2 separate regions of the Mus musculus genome follow, and region 1 is linked to region 2. A link is a loop called in an ENCODE intact Hi-C map of the cell type or tissue named here. Cell type or tissue: gastrocnemius. All regions are shown on one strand. Links, peaks and the distances in the headings refer to the core of each region. The heading gives the core; the rest is flanking DNA.

What was found. A loop is a pair of places that touch in the nucleus more often than their neighbours do. Peaks named below come from ENCODE experiments on the same cell type or tissue, not always from the same donor. Only the 100,000 strongest peaks of a DNase experiment are listed, where the experiment ranks them.
Region 1: a loop joins it to region 2, with 11 times the contacts of the local background. A loop is called at or near these places in 29 of 42 quality-filtered maps.

What each region holds. Positions count from the first base shown.
Region 1 is chr14:32,031,071-32,033,995 of GRCm38, forward strand. All of the region lies in intron 1 of Galnt15 (polypeptide N-acetylgalactosaminyltransferase 15), which reads left to right. Among named protein-coding and RNA genes, the nearest start is that of Galnt15, 3.4 kb to the left of the region's middle. In gastrocnemius, for the core only: a CTCF peak has its summit at 1,635 (motif pointing left); a DNase peak (open chromatin) is centred at 1,639; H3K4me3 peaks cover 2,500 bases; H3K27ac peaks cover 2,393 bases.
Region 2 is chr14:31,953,551-31,956,475 of GRCm38, forward strand. No RefSeq gene overlaps it. Among named protein-coding and RNA genes, the nearest start is that of Gm41125, 11 kb to the left of the region's middle. In gastrocnemius, for the core only: a CTCF peak has its summit at 1,568 (motif pointing right); DNase peaks (open chromatin) are centred at 1,555 and 2,092; H3K27ac peaks cover 950 bases.

The DNA.
Region 1 (2,925 bases), core at 198-2,697, 78 kb after region 2:
AAGCAAAATGACATGTGTGGGATAACTAGGAGCAGGGCCGGGACTCTTTGGACCCCTAACCCCTCTCAGCCTGGTCGCTGAGCCACTCACGTGCACAGGTGTGCAGATCACTGGGAGCACGAGCCAGTTTAGGTTGTGTGTCCTGCAATACTCACCTGCCCTGAGTCCCAGTTCTGCTATGCTAACTTCACACTTTGGCTATAAAAGTTCTTCCCAGGACACTCCTGCCCTGCTCTGGTTTCGGGCTGTCTTTGAACTCACAACACCTTGTAGAACAGACATGGCTCTGAGTGTGTGCATTTCTGCAGTGCCTGCTTCCCCTGCTGTGTTGAGTCTGCAGAAGGTCAGGAGCGATTGCACACTGCATGACCCAGCATCCCGCACACCCCATACAGCTGCTGGATGAAGGAACAGCTTAGCAGTTCATTCCGTGCGTGTTCTCACTGGCTGAGAGCTAGAGTGAACATCTCCATTCCATAAACAAGAAACACTGGCTCTGGCTTTGGGGATGTGTGTGTGTGTGTGTGTGTGTGTGTGTGTGTGACTGTGTTTCCAAAGCACCCTACACATGCACACATGTGCTTGTGCACCTATGACCTGTGCGTGCACTGTGTGTTGAGTGTATATTATGCTATGTACTTTAAATGGGGTGTGTGGTGGGTAGTACATGTGCATAGTAGTTTAGGGTTTGGTATCTGCAGGTTGTGTGGTATGATAAGCATAGGTGTGAGCTATATTGATATGATGGTGTGTGTGTTTTCAAGCTGTGGATGTAGACTGTACATACATACATAGTATATCTATTGTGCATTGGGGCATGTATTATGTGGAACTGTGTGTGTGTTAAGTTGTGTGTTTGTCTTGTTTTTATGTAGTGTGTATGTGTATTGTGCTGGGACAGTGTTTCATATGTATTATGGGCCTTTGTGTATATTATATGTGTTATACATATTGTATGTGCTGCATATGTGCTGCAAGTGCTCTGTGTGTAAGACACATGTGCGTGTATTATGCATTTATTATGTAGTACATGGATATGCTGTGTGTACAGTATGAACTGGGTGCATTTTGTGGCATGATTACTGGGCACAGGTGTAGATGTTACTATGTTTAGCATGCAGGAGTATAATGTGTATACATATGGTACATGTGTGTATGATGTGACATGTACTGTGCCTATGCCTATATGTATATGTTATGATACAATATTTTTTATGTTCTATGGGGCATGCATATGTGTGTTCTATAGCTTGCATGCGTGTAACATGTGTGTTGTAAATGTTTCTTGCAATGGTCATGTGCTTGTGTGCAAGTGTGTTTCATGTGTATATACTTGTGGTGCAATGTTCATGTGTGCACAGGAGTTGGTGGTACAAGTGGATACACATATACCAGGTGTGTTTGATATAAACATGCTTGGATATATACGTATACGTTGGGCAGACCGTTTCTTTGGCTGTTTCTTCCCTCCATGGTAACCAGTGCATCGCAGTTGTCTGGGACCTACCCCATTTCCACACTGAAAGGTCTCTGGCGTCAAGAAACCTCTTTGCTTCCAGTGAAGCACACACTTGGGCACTCCAATCTGGGAGTCTCAGTTACCAACTCTATGTAGAGGTAGACAGAGCCCTCTGCTGGTCACTGGCAGTGAGTGCAGTCGATACAACCAGCGCTCATACCTGCAATCTGATTCCAGGCACAACCTCTACCCTATCCAAGGTAGCAGTGTCCCCCACCCCCATCCCATTCTACTGGGTAGAAAAGCAAGAGACACCACATAGTAAGCACTGTATGTGGTGTGGAGCCCTGAGCTTTCCTGCCAGGGCTGGGAGACCTCTGCCTCTGGTGTCCCTTGTCCCACACGCCTCCAGTCTCCTCCCTGACTCCTAACCCAGGCATGTCCTCCTGACCTTCACCCAGACCCCACACCACCCTGGTTTTTGTCAGTCTCCTGGCTAGGTTTGAGGTCTCCTCAAGAATTGCAGCTGGAGATCAGTTTGCATGGAGGACATTCAATGGAGTTACTGATAATGAAAGACTGAAATATAAAAAAATACTAGAGTAAAAGAAGCCAAAAGACAGGCTCATGGTGGTACATGCCTGTGACACCAGCACTCGGTGAAGGAGGGTGCGGCAGGAGAATTGTGGGTTTAAAGACAGCCTGAGCTACACCACTAGACCCCCATCTCAGAACAAATGTCTCCAGACAGAGGCAAACTCTAGTAAACATATAATATGTGCTAGAGACTCCCCCAATAAGTGGCTTTTACCTCCTGAATCTGCTTCACAGATCTGTTCAGTGGGGTCCATTTTATGAATGAGGAAAATCAAGGTGTAGAAAGGGGAATGGGTTGGTGCCATGTGACCCAACAGCCTGTTCGATGCCAAAGTTAAGCTCTTAAACCATTATGGTAGACTCCGAGTCTGCCAATTTCTGGACCAGGCCTGGGAAAGACACCTGAATTGCAAACATTTAAAGCTTGCCGGTCTTAAAGCTGGTCACCTCCCAGCCTCTGAGAGTGCATTGGTGGATGCCTACCACAGAATCCTTAGTAGTACCAAGGAGCTGAAACTGCCCAGAGTCTCGTCCCAGAACACCAGAGGGCTAAATGCAACCTACAAAGTGCCCATCTGGCTTACACTTAATATTTGTGGTGCATCCAAGCACCCAGAAGGCTTGTTTGAAGTACAGGCTCCTGGGCACTACAGATGCTCTGAAGATGCTCTGGGAACCCTGTTCAAAGTCAACTTTCTAGGTCAGGTTAGCCAGAGCAGGGATCCTCAACCTTCAACATGCCTGTGAACATGCAGTAGTGGGTTGGTGGGCAGAGCTGGATTTCGGAGGTCTGGGCTGCAGCCTGAGAGGCTAAGTCTGCTGTCCTGGCTCTGCTTTCAGCAGCCAGGGCCTACACCAGCGGATCTCAA
Region 2 (2,925 bases), core at 168-2,667:
TAGTCACTTGGCAAGAGGGAAACTCAACTGACAGATCGCCTCCATTAGATTGGCCCATGATGCATTCTCTTAATTACTAATTGATGTAAGAGGGCCCAGCCCATGGTGACATCCCTAGGTGGGCCTGGGCTACCATGAACTAGAGGCAAGTCAGTAAACAATGTTTATTCCTCCATGGTTTCTGCTTCAAGGTCCTTAGTGGGCTGTAACCTATAAGTGGAATAAGCCCCCCCCCCCAAGTTGGTTTTGCTCAGTGTTTTATCACAACATAGAAACCAAAGTAGGGCACCTTGTGAGAATCTTCTAAAATAAACTGACTTGTCTCCAGTATGAAAAGATAAAGCCTTCTAATTATTTTACAGAAACAGCTAGTTGGCAGCAGGAGTCATGGCAGCTGTTAGCTGACTCCCAAGTAAGGCAGTCGCGTGTGGGTGAATAGCACAGGCCAGGAACTTGTAGTCCTCCTCCAAGTGCTGAGATGCTAAGTGTTGCCGGGAAGAGTCTGGTGTAAGTGTGTCCTCCAGAGGTGCAGCTGCTGGGAGCTTAGCACTCAGCGTGCTGATATCTCTTGGAGGCAGAACCTTCAAGAAGTGGTGCCTAGGCCATCAAGATGGTTCAGCTGGCAAAGGTGCCTGATGTCCAGCCTGTGTGGCGTGGAAAGAGAACTACTCACAGAAACTGTCTTCTGAGCTACACACACACATTACACACATGTACACACACACACTCATACATGCACACACACACACAAACACACACACATATACACACATTACACACATGTCCACACACACACATACACCACACACACTCATACATGCACACACACTCACACACATTTATACACACAAACACACACATATATACACATTACACACACACATACACACATACATACCACAGACACAAAATAAAATATATAAAAATAAAATATATAAATAAACATAAAGGATGGATAGTTAAATATTTTTATTGATAACATCCTTTAAAATTTGGTAATATTAGCTTAGGGACAATCTTAAATGCATCTGTGACACAAAATCCTTTTCTTATCAGATCCAACCACATTTGGACATTTGGATTTTAGCCTCCCCTACCCCTTCCCCTCAAGTCTTATGTTCAGAATTCCGGTGCAGTCACCATGCGTTTTGACAGGTCCCTGAATTCCTAACCTCTGCGTGCGCACGTGCACACACACACACACACACACACACACACACACACACACATAGCCTGGCTTGCCCTTCAGAGCTCAATTTGGGCCCTTTCTCCTGATGAGAGAGAGCAAGACACCTGGGCTGTGTGCATTTTCTACATATGCCTGTTAGATGTTGTTCCCGGGATTTTGTAGTCACCTACCATTTAATTATCTATGACCCTTGAGGGTCCTGCTTTATCTTCTGGCTTTATTTTTAAAATAACTTTTTTTTTTGACATGGGTCTCACTATGTAGCTCAGGCTGTCCAGCCATCACCGGCTGCCATTCTCAGTTTCACATCCAGAGAGCCGCATTTGACTTTGCCCTGCGACTCTGTGATGTGTTATTTGTGCAGTGGCCACCAGAGGGCAACAGAAGAACAGAGTCTAGTCAATTCTATCCCTCTAGAACTGTAGGCTGTGGATTGCAAGATTATTTTAGGTCTGAAAGGGAAGTCTACTGGTCACATGAGCCTCAGTTTCAGACAATGATTTTAAGCAAACCCTTCCAAGAAAGCACGATGGTATTCAACATTTTAATAAATTGAAACATTTGAATATTTTGAATTTAGAATTCAAGTTGAAAAGTTTGGGTTCTGCCTCCAGCTCTCTCTATTACCCAGCGTGTCTGATCTCAGATAAGACTTCGAATCTGAAAAGTGTTAGTTTCCAAATCTGACAAATGGGTGGCATGATGTCCTTTGTCTCCTGGGAGTGCTTTGAGAACTGTAGGCAGTGGAGCACACAAACAGCCAGAAAATGAAAAATGCCCAGGGAACTGCAAAAGCTAGATCCGAATCAGAGAGCTAAATAACAACAGCCCCACCCCCGTGTCCTAGCTTGAGAGCAAGCTGAAAGCTGGTGTAGCCCTCTTGGTCGGTGGGCATGAACGTATGGCAGTGCCAGGGAGGTGGTGACAGGGGATCCATGGGCCTTGATAGCCAAACAGCCTAGTCTACTTTGTGAGCAGAAGGCCAGTGGGAGACCCTGTCTCAAAACACAAGGTGGAGAGTTCAAGGCCAGCCTGGTGTATGCCGCAAGTTCTAGGGCAGCCAAAGGTTCATAGTGAGATTCTGTCTCAAAAGAGAGAGAGAGAGTATGTGTATGCTCACACAGAGAGAGAGAGAGAGAGGGAGAGAGAGAGAGAGAGAATAACTGAGGAACGACACTTGAGGTTGACCTCTGGTCTTCATACATGCTCACACATGAGTAAATGCACTTGTATGCACAGAAACATACACATGCACATGGACACACACAATAAAAAGTCCTTCAAATTACCCAGAAGCACAGAAATGCACTGTATTTTGAGAGCCTTTTGTACGATGTGAGACCCACTGAGGACACGGTCACATCCCAGGCCAGGAGAGGCATCCGTTCACTGACTCTATCACCAATGCTGTCGGGTGGATGTGGATTTAGTGTTGTCTGCGGCCTGTGAGGGCTTGAGGGGGGTGGGTTTTTGTTGTTCTTGCTAAGTCTGCTCAGTTTGCACAGGTTCTGTATGTGTATAATACAAGCAGGTCCAGAATATGTTTTTCAATATTTGTTTATTAAAACAATACGTGGATATGACTGGACACCGGAGAGTGATCATATGAACTTGGATCTTGTTTGTTGTAAATGGCCCCTGGGAAATTTCCAGGTAGAGGAGATGCTGCAGGCAGGCGGATGAGCTGTCAGGCAGTACACCTGAGAGGACCAGGAGGGAGAGGAACGAAGACTGTC